Linked DNA regions of Homo sapiens: region 2 is linked to region 1. Evidence: read pairs that join two places in POLR2A ChIA-PET (ENCODE). Cell type or tissue: PC-3. All regions are shown on one strand. Each heading gives the region's core, and the rest is flanking DNA. Links, peaks and the distances in the headings are about the cores only. Region 1 overlaps ANO10 (anoctamin 10). Region 2 has its middle 85 kb from the start of POMGNT2.

Region 1 (5,387 bases), core at 73-5,072:
GAAGGTGGAGGTTGCAGTGAGCTGGACTGCATCACTGTACTCCAGCCTGGGCAACAGAGTGAGATCCTGTCTCAAAAAAAACCCACATAAACAAACAAAAAAACCCTGTAATTTAAGAAAATGTTCCAGAAACAAAAGAAAGCCTGAAACCACATTTGAAAGGGCCCATGTGTATCTGTGATCTGAACCAATCAACTCTAAGACATATGCCTATAAAATAATTACACTAATATTAAACACTTGGTCCTCCAAACAAAATGACCAAGTCACTTGCTAAAGGAAGGAAAGCAGATTCACATCAGAGTTTGACAGCAACAATGCAAGACAACAGTGGAGGGGCATTTTCAAGAAATTTCAAGAACTTTGAACCTTTTGAACCAAAGTATTTTAAAATCCAGCCAAGCTGTCCTTCAAGTATACATGTTATAGAACCTAATATGGAACTTATGTTCAAGAACTTGAGAACTCTTCTTGAGAAATCTTTTGCCACTCAAAGTGGGGTTCATGGCCCACAGCATCTATACCATTTGGGATTTTTTTAGGAGTGGGAATCTAGGCCCTGCCCAAGAGGTCCAGGTGATGAGTATGCTCATTATTGTTTGAGAACTGCTATACTGAAGAACACGTTTCATAGAACAAAGGGGAAAAGGAAAACTTTGGCAAGATGACTGATGGCAAGCAACAAAAAGATTTAAACCTATCTAGAACTAAAAAACATATATGTAAATGGTAAACATTCTGACAAAGTAGAAATAGTACAACTGAAATAATGAGAGCAGAAGAGAAAAGGGAGAAAGCAGAATACATAAATTGTCAAGTAGATAATACATAATAAAGGATATTATTTTAAACTGACAAACCAAACAGTAGAAATCTAAGTAAAAACAAAGGAAATTAGGATATTATAGAATATAAAACTATAGAGGTATAAAACTAACTTTCCTAAATACTTGCTCCCTACCAAGGAAAGAAACATGGTAAATATAACATAATACCAGAGTATATATAACATAAAATAATATGATAAAGTTGAGACCAAACATATTCTGCATCTCAATTAATGCAAATGAGCTTAAGACACTAATCAAAAGAAAAATACCTGACACTTTCTTGCAAAACTAAACCCAATTCTATGCTGTATACAAGAGACACACTTAGAGTGATTCAGAAAGGCGAAAACTGAAGATATACTAAGGAAAAATAGAAATTAAGAAGATAGGGGATGCAATCCTATTATCAAAGTGGAATTAAGGTCCAAAAGCATTAAAGAAATATTTTTATAACCTCAAAGATCACAATTAAAAATGAAAATGTAGCAGTTATAAATTCCTATGCACCAAATAACACAGTAACTACATTTATAAATCACAAACTACAACAGATGCTTTCTAACAGGAATACGCTATTGAATAGACTTTAACAACACTCTTAAACCAAAACAAGTGAACGAAAAGTAAGCAGTAATTTAAAAGATCTACACGTTATGTTTAACAGGATAGAGGTTATATAGGTTATATATTTCTTATATAAAACATATAGCCTATATATTATATATATTTTATATATGGTATATATAAACTATAAAGGTTTTCTATATATGCATACACAGATATATAATAGGTATGTAGTAGTCTCCTTATCCGCAGTTTCACTTTCCACAGTTTCAGATACCCGTGGTCAACTGCAGTCCAAAAATATCATAGTATTTTGAGAGACAGAGAAAGAAAGAGACCCCACATTCACATAACTTTTATTAAAGCAGTATTTTGAGAGAGAGACCCCATGTTCACATAACTTTTATTAAAGTATATTATAATGATTGTTCTACTATTGTTGTTAATATCTTACTGTCTCTAATTTATCAATTAAACTTTATCATAGGTATGTATATATAAGAAAAAACAGTGTATACAGGGTTCAATACTATCTATTGCTTCAGGCATCCACTGGGAGTCTTGGAACCATCCTTTGCAGATAAGCTGGGACTAATGTGTGTGTGTGTGTGTATGTGTGTGTGTACAAATAAAACATTACACTGATAAGAGAGGATATACCTTCTCCTTGGGCACACACAGAATATTCAAAAACCTAATCCTATGTTAGGTCATAGAAAAAGTGTTGATATCAAAAGGCATGTTATGTATGTAAAAGGCCAAACTTGGGTATTCTTTTAACTAAAACCTGTGTAATATGACTAATAAACTCTAGGCAAAAAGACAAAAAATAAGTCTGTGGTCACTAGCAGAAGTATTCTAACTTTCAAGTATGTCTACATGCTGTAGAGCTAATATTTCAACTATTTTGAAGACAAAACAAAATGACAGATCTTCAAGAACCAACCTACATTTTTAAGCAAATTATTTTACTTTGGAGAAATGTTTTTAACAATCTTTAAATTACACGTTCTGGCTTAATCTTTATCTAAAGAATTCACCAAGATCTATGTCATCTTAATAGTGGCTTATAAATTATTCCAGCTTTTTCAAATTATTTTGTGAGAATAAAGGTAAAATAAGGGATTCTCATGACTCAGATAAAGTTCTCTATCTTCTAATGTCTATGGAAGAGTCTTTTCTTGCATCAACATTTTAAAATATGAAATGAAAAGCTACTATGCTGCATTTTAGGTTTCTTATTGGTATAAAAAATAAATATATAGGTCTCTAAAATAAAAATGTGTGATCTGACGATTTGTCATTTACATGGTAATTAAAGCATAATCATGAGGCCGGGCGCAGTGGCTCACACCTGTAATCTCAGCACTTTGGGAGGCTGAGGTGGGCAGATCACTTCAGGTCAGGAGTTCGAGACCAGCCTAGCTAACATGGTGAAACCCCATCTCTACTAAAATATACAAAAATTAGCCAGGCGTGGTAGTGAGCACCTGTAGTCCCAGCTACTCAGGAGGCTGAGGCAGGAGGATCACCTGAGCCCAGGAGGCGGAGGTTGCAGTGAGCCGAGATTGGGCCATCGGCCACTGCACTCCAACCTGGTGACAGAACAAGACCCTGTCTCAAAAAAAAAAAAACAAAACCCATAGTCATGAAAGAGCCAAGAGCATTGTCACAAGCTCAGTGATGCTTCACCCAACAAACTTAAACCCTCTTCACTCAGTCACCCCGTCCACATTGCCAAGCAGCATCCTGCTGATTCATCTGCCAGCCCTATGTATGACATCAACTGTACCTTGCCAACAAGGAGAAGAGCTGAATCACAAGCAGCTAGGATGAAAGTCTCAAATATTCCCCTAAAGCTCTTAGTAATGCAAAAGGATAAAGGTCCCATAGTCAAAAGGACAGAGGACTCAGACTGTCTAAATAAAGAGGCAATAGTCACTGATGCTCTGATAATTGCAAATGCTATGCCTTCGCTTAAACTTCTCACGTTTAATGGCTTAAAATTCTTTCCAAAGATTAGGGGAGAAAAAGCCATCATCGCTGCCTTGCCATCCTTGCTCAGTTTAGAACTAATTTTATACTAAATATGAAAACACAGGTAGGTGTATACATGCAGGGAGGAGTAGATAGAAAGAAATAATCTGACTAGGTCATTGGAAATCCCAATTTTCATAAAGGAGGCTATACAACTGTTCATCCAGTATAATACTGATTCCTTAATGACTTCCACAGATGTATCTTTATTTGCAGAGATACATAAAATTCTCAAAACAAAATTAAATTGTTTTTTATATCATATAATAAAATTGACTGGTGTATTGTTTTATGAATTTTAATGCACGTATAGTTTCATATAACCACCACCACAATCAGGTACAGAACAGTTTCATCACCCACCAAAAATCTCTCAAGCTATATCTTTATAGTTAGATGAAGCAAAATTAATTTTAATTCATATTATTTTAATGCTTTTTCCCATAAAAGAGTAATGCAAAACAACAACAGCAATCTCCCCAAAACATCTAGGAATCTCCAACCCAGAGATTCAAATACAAAGTGATATGGTAAGGTTTCAGTCTAAGTGAGGAGGGGAATTCATGTAAAGCACATGCCCTGTTCTAAAGGCAAGATTCTTTACTTGGTCATCCCTGTTCTGCATGGCACAAACGTTCTCTATACTCTCTGTCTTTGTGTCCTCTATGGCAAAGCCAGGACCTAAATCCAGGAGAAGCTCAATAATACCTCCCCTTGCTTCCAGGCATGATAGAGCCCAAGACTTCATCAAAATAGTCGGTAAAGACTCAAACAAGAAATGAGCTGTTAGCAGAAAAAAAATGGTAGCACATTTCAGATGATGGAAGTGAGAAGCATGTTGTCAAGTGAAACCAAGAAAGCTGACGGATATGTAAGGGTTGGAGAGAAAAGCTGATTTAGCAAAAGCAGGAATGAGAAAGGAGCCAAAAACAGGAAGGTTAAGGCAATTTCATTCAAAGAACCATATCACTGAGGCTAAGCCATGCCCCTGCCTCCAAGTATCTCTCCTCGAAATAAATTATTTGAAGTAGAATTTGTAGGCCAAAAAGTATACTTATATCACATGTAAGTTTTATGCAGCTTATTAAAAAAACACTCGAAAGCTCCCTAATCCAATGCATTTTTGTTGAGTTATTCTACTAACAGATTCTTATTCCATAGTTCCACAATTATCTATTTAAACAAGCTTTGGCCTTAGTAACAGTAAAGAAATTCATTCTTATTTTAAAAACTTTAATAAATGCACAAATAGACAGCTCCTTAGCTTTGACCCCAGTCCAGTACCAGTACTATCCTTGGCAAAAAGCAGGACAAAAATATTTGTTATTCATAAGCAGTTCTTGCTTTTGCTAAATGATGGTGAAACTGATCCAAATCTGAAATAATAAGCACACCAATCATTGTACTTCAACCTGTCATTTATTCATGATGGAAGAATTTCTCTTATTCTGAAAAGGTCAAACTGCTTTGTAAAATACCATTCAAGTCATAAATTCCAAAGTTCAATAGCATCAGAGGTCATCTTACACATGGATTCCTTTACATTGAAAATTTTGTTAATTGCCAATAGCATTCTTATTTGTACTAAACAACTAAGTGTAAAACAAATTAACTAAATTCTGCTTATGAATTAATGCTTATTTACATACACTTGTATACTTGTTTATCTGCACATTAAATATGCCTGGAAGCAAACATAAGAAACCAATCACACTGGCTGCCTCCACAGAAGGGAATTTGTTGACTGGGAGACAGGAGAGGGTTCTTATCACTGTGTTTTTGAGCCTTTTGAGTTTTGAATCATGTAAATGCATTATTACCCAGAGAATAAGTACATAAAATTTAAATAAAGAAGATAATTATTTATGTAAGAGAATACCTTTCTAGTTTGCACATGCTGTCAGCTAATAACAAAAATGAAACTATCAAAAGACATGAGGCAGGCCACCACTGTCC
Region 2 (5,387 bases), core at 56-5,055, 340 kb before region 1:
GTATTTTGTTGAGGATTTTTGTTTCTATGTTCAGCAGAGATATTGGCCTGTAATTTTCTTTTCCTGTAGTATCCTTGTCTGGCTTGGTATTAGAGTACCAAACCAAATCACTCAGGCACAGAGAAACAGCATGGAATTCTGGCAAAAGAACCACCATGCTTGCCTCTACCCAGCTGGCAGAGGCCTCTACTCACTCTTGAAAATGCACTTGCCTTTGTCATATACAGAAAGCCCATATATAACCATCCCTTCCCATTAGTTCTCTTCAGTCCATCAGCTAACACACAATGAGATGAAGTTCTAAGGTACCCAGCATAGTCCCAGGGTTTGTGGGAGACACAGAGGTCCACTATGGGAGCTCATAGCCTGCAAGGTAAACTAACTTATTTGTCTATTCTCTTTGTCCTTTGCACATTGGACTACGTCAATGACATCTGTTACATAATTTTCAAAATGTAACCAGTGTTGAAAACCTGCCTGCCCTTTAAACCAGCAAATCCAATTCCAGGAATTTAGCTTAAGGAAATTGTAAAAAATATGAACCAATTTATCTAAAAGAAGGTTTAGGTATTTTTTTTAATAGTAGAAAAGGATTGGAAGCAAACCAGATAACCAACAATAAGAGACAGGTTATTAAAAGATGGGTATACCACACAATGGAATGACATTTGTCCATTAAGGCAATTTTAAAAGTATATGTATTAGAAGGAGAGTCTTGATGTTTTAGGTGAAAGGAGCAGTTATAAAATATGCTATAAGCATACTGTATAATCCATCTGTGTGTCTGTGTGTGCCCACATGTGCGTGCACATCTCTTTGCATATTGATATCTACACATGACATAGTGGTTTGTTTTTCATTGTCTTTGTAAGAGCTGTGCCAGGTTCCCCTTGTTCACCACTGGAAGAGTGAATCACCACTTCCAAGGATGCTAAAGGAGTCTTTTGTCTTTTAGAAGTTATGTTGATGAAGGTTTGAAAGTGAGGATAGCTTATCCCCATAAGATGTTTCCATCCAAGTGGAGACAGCACCCCTGATATGGCACTTCTGGACTCTCTCCACCCTCTTCAGTCCCCCTGCCCTGGAGGGAGAGGTTATTCTGATTGTGAGTTTGGGAGGAGAAGCTGGACAGCACAGCCCAGAACTTCTTGGGTCTACTCACCCATGTTGTACATCTCATAGGGACCGGATCCTTGGTCCAACTCTGCCATGTTTGGGTGGGTGAGATGCCTAATTCAGGGGTTCAGCACTTGGAAAGACATGAAGCCAACGATGAGCCTTTCTCCAACATCTGCTTTATCTGTATAAGTGGCATTCTGGCTTTCATCTGCCTTATTACTCCTTTGTTTTATTTCTTAACGGGTTCAGAATTGGTTCAATTATTTCTTAATTGGTTCAAGTGAGAAAGTGAGAAAGGGGATGTCATTCACTGGGCCCCCTTCAAACACCTTAACATTCAGGGTCTTCTCTTGGAGGTAACACTATACTGCAAGAAAGGGAGTGGAATCAACTCATTTTGTTTCAAGGTTTGAAAGCTAAGCTGACTGATCCCTGGGGGCTTATCCATGGTGAGGGGAAGGAAACTGAGAACTGGACATCCAAAGGATTCTGACTGTGCACTGCAAGAGCAGGTGGAGTTGTGTGGGGTTGGTCGTGCATGGGACTATGAATAGTGACCTTGAGATCCTAGCTTTGGGTGCCCTTGACCATCATGCACTGGAGGAATTTGGGCAACTTGAGCAGGAGGTACAAGGAGTGAGGTCATCAAGGAATACTCCTCAGCCATATCTATCTGACCACAAATGTTCATCTTTCATCTGTGATGTGAGGTGGTCACTAAAGGCAAGAGAAGCTTGCTGTAGTCAAATATTAAGGGTCAGAGCTCTTCCCACTTAAGAATGGAAATTGTACCATTTTTGTACAAACTCAGGGTCAGTTTCTGGGCCACCCAGGGATCTGGGGTTGCCCCAAGAAGAAGAGGTCATTCTTCCTTTTAATCTAGGACCCACTCCTTGAAACTTTTCTCTGTCTACATGCACGTCCTTAATAATCTTGTGGCTTTAAATATCAATATTTTGGTTTCAAAACTCAGATTTGTATCTCTAGCCTCAGCCTCTTCCCAAACCCCAGACTGCCTCTTGACATCCAATTTGGCTATGTATCATCTCAAACTTAAAATTTTAAGACCAACTTCTAATCTGTCTACTCAAGCCCCACACTCCCACAGTCTTTCCCATCTCAGAAAATGGCAGCTCCATTCCCTGGTTGCCTCAGGATAATCTTGGAGTCACCTCTGACCTTTCTTCCCTGTCTCATATTTCTACTAGGAAATCCCGTCAGTTCTACCTTCAAATATATCAAGACTCCATCTCATCTCGCACCTGTAATGTCCTCCTGGTCCAAGTAATCATTGTCCCTCACCTGGATTATTGCAATAGCCTCATAACGGGTCCCCCTGTTCCTACCTTTTCCTGCCTGTAGTTTATTCTTAGGGTTAAGTCATGTTACTGCTCTGCTCTAATCCTCCAATGCTTCCCTATCATGATCAGAGAAAAGTCAAATCCTTCTACCACCCCTCAAGGCCCTACACAGTCAGACTTGGTGACCTTCCTATCTCATCTCCAACTCCCTCCTACCACTGACACGCTCTCTTCCAGCCACCCTGATCTCCCTGTGCTTCCAAGGACATGCCAGGGCTTTTGCATGTGCTGTCCCTTCTGCTGGAACCCTCTTACCTCCGTCTCCAGATGGTTCAATCCTTTCTCTCCTTCAGGCCATTGCTTTCAGGCTTTTGCTGAGCACTCATCTTAAACTGAAGCCTGCTTGACACTCCCAAAGCCCTTCCCCTGCTGTGATATTTTTATTGCCCTTATCCCCAGCTGTTTTGCTATATTTCTTACTCGTTTGTTTATCGTCTGTCTCCCTCAACTAAGATAAAATGTCAGCTGGGCAAGGAAAGGACTTTTTATTCACTCTCCTTGCTGTATTCTCTGCAGCTGGAAGAGTGCCTGACGCAAAATAAGCACTCAATAAATACCTGTTGAGTGAGTGAATGAATCTAAAAAGCGGATGACTGAGATAGTTTTGATTTGACGTGGAAAAATAAAAAAGCATGACTACTATGCACAAAAATGTCATAAAGGAGTTCACACCAAATACACAGAAAAAATATGGCTGTATTAACATTAAAATGTCACAGTGGTTTTCACTGGGTGAGGAGCTACAATGGATTCTCCCTTTGTTTCTATCCATCTATTGTTTCTAATTAATATGCAATAAATATATTGTGTGTGTAATGAAGCCAAAGTAGAGAAATGGTTTTTAAACTGCTGCCTGCTATAAACCAGAGATCCCCATTCTCTGGGCCACGGACTGAGAGCAGTCCAAGGCCTGCTAGGAACCGGGCCACACAGCAGGAAGTGAGTGTTGGGCCAGTGAGCATTACTGCCTGAGCTCCGCCTCCTGTCAGATCGGCAGTGGCATTAGATGCTCATAGGAGCACGAACCCTATGGTGAACTGCACATGCGAGGGATCCAGGTTATGCACTCCTTATGAGAATCTAATGCCTGATGATCTGAGGTGGAACAGTTTCATCCCAAAACCATCCCCCACCACACCAAACCCCCAGTCCATGGAAAAATTGTCTTCCATGAGACCGGTCCCCGGTGCCAAAAGGTTGGGGACTGCTGCTGTAAACTATAAGGTTGTCAGAGGCAAGGATTGTGTGTAGGCATAGGGGCACTTTTAAATTCCCAAAACTGAAAATTTCCATAGCCTAAGATGTTCTATCTCTGGCAGGGCACTAGTCCCCTATTCACAGAGTTGTTCTTTATGTACCAACTGGAATAGCCTTGGATTGCACATGAGAAGGAAGCACCAGTGTGTGGACCAGAGCATCAGTAAGGCTGCTGTCATCAAGAAAGGAAGACACGTGAAGACTCAGGCAATCGATGCCACCTTGCTTGGTATCCTGGCCAGCACAGCCCCCTGCATAAACAATCATCACTTTCATGGAGCTTTGCAGCTGACAGAGGATATTTACATGCATCAGTCCTTGCAACAGCTTTGTACATTGCCTTTTATTCCCTTCCTCAAGGAGGCTTATAGGGGTTACATACTTTGTCCAGGATCTCATAGCCAACTTTCTTCTGTCTGCATTCCTACTGCAACACCACCTGCTTCCATGGTAAACACGTTTCCAAAGACAGCCAGGAAGAAACAAGGAGTTGGGTCAGCAACCTTTCCTAAAAGGAGTAGCATTTGGGGTGGGTCAAATAGCTAAACCCTTGGGGTGCTTAGGGGAAACTGAGGTGGAAAATTGCTGTAAGGGTTTGTCTAGAAAAGATGATGCAATGACTCTATTATCTTAGGGGTATGGGAGTTCCTCTTAGGAAGGGAACTATCTTTTTTTGGAAAAAAGAAAAAAAAAAGACCTTAGTATTAATAAATGCTTGGGAAAGAAAATGGGGCCTTGAAGTTGAAGCTACTCTGCCATAAAGAGTGGGGTACTATTTTCGAGCTTCTAAGAGAGTCTAGAGAGAGAAGAAAGGCGAGAAGAGAAAGGAGCAGGGAGAGGCAAAGGTGGAGAGAGGCTGGAAGAATGGTGTGGAGACACTAGCAGGGGATATTTTGTGGATATAAATCCTTTTCCTCTAATCCAGTGTTTTTGCTTGAGTTAAAAGCAGAGTTACTAAGGGCAAAGAACAACAAACTTGTTCCCTCCCTGATTTCCTGCCTTTCTTGGGGAAAAGACTTAATGGACCCTTTTTCTTTTCTTTTATAGACAGTGCCACATGATTAGTCACAGAGAGCCTCTGATGTTTTTTGCACTCGGGGCAGATTTTCAGACATCAAAGAACTTGAAGAATTCAGTACACTTGTTTAAGGTAGCATTGGGGTTTATCTGTCAGTCTCCTGTGAGTTTGGTCAGCATGGGTCAGCTTCCTTGTGTGCTCCCTGTTCGTTCTCTTAGACTGGTATCTGCCAACACTAGACATAAGCTAAGATTTTCCACTGTAAGGGTTTTCCTCTTCCTAGGGCTGGGCTTGGGCATGAGGTGACACAGAGCTCTGACCATAAAAGAAGGAACACAAGGTCCAGCTTTTCATATGGGGCATCCCCAGGAAGCAAGACCAGAGGCATCCTCCCCTCACCATTCTCATTTCACTCTCTCCTTGTCGCCACCCACCGAAAGGAGCCTGCAAGAAGGGTCTGTAAGCAGCCCTACTCCAAAAGGAGCCCTGGGACCATACTGGGGGAAACTACAACATAGCCTTTACAGCCTACCTAACACCATCACGGTCATTATATGGCTCCTTTATTAGCCAAGGAAGTTATCATCATGCCCATATGGAAGTGAAGATTGCAGGATCATGGAGGTTCAGAA

Evidence for each region. ChIA-PET counts read pairs that join two places held together with the same protein. Peaks named below come from ENCODE experiments on the same cell type or tissue, not always from the same donor. Only the 100,000 strongest peaks of a DNase experiment are listed, where the experiment ranks them.
Region 2: POLR2A ChIA-PET joins it to region 1 with 12 read pairs; 2 of 35 experiments call an interaction of 5 or more read pairs at or near these places.

Annotation. Positions count from the first base shown.
Region 1 is chr3:43,528,886-43,534,272 of GRCh38, forward strand. All of the region lies in intron 11 of ANO10 (anoctamin 10), which reads right to left. Among named protein-coding and RNA genes, the nearest start is that of ANO10, 90 kb to the right of the region's middle. In PC-3, for the core only: no CTCF peak of the experiment used is centred there; a DNase peak (open chromatin) is centred at 3,176; H3K27ac peaks cover 428 bases.
Region 2 is chr3:43,187,891-43,193,277 of GRCh38, forward strand. No RefSeq gene overlaps it. Among named protein-coding and RNA genes, the nearest start is that of POMGNT2, 85 kb to the left of the region's middle. In PC-3, for the core only: no CTCF peak of the experiment used is centred there; DNase peaks (open chromatin) are centred at 3,021 and 3,421; H3K4me3 peaks cover 1,308 bases; H3K27ac peaks cover 4,047 bases.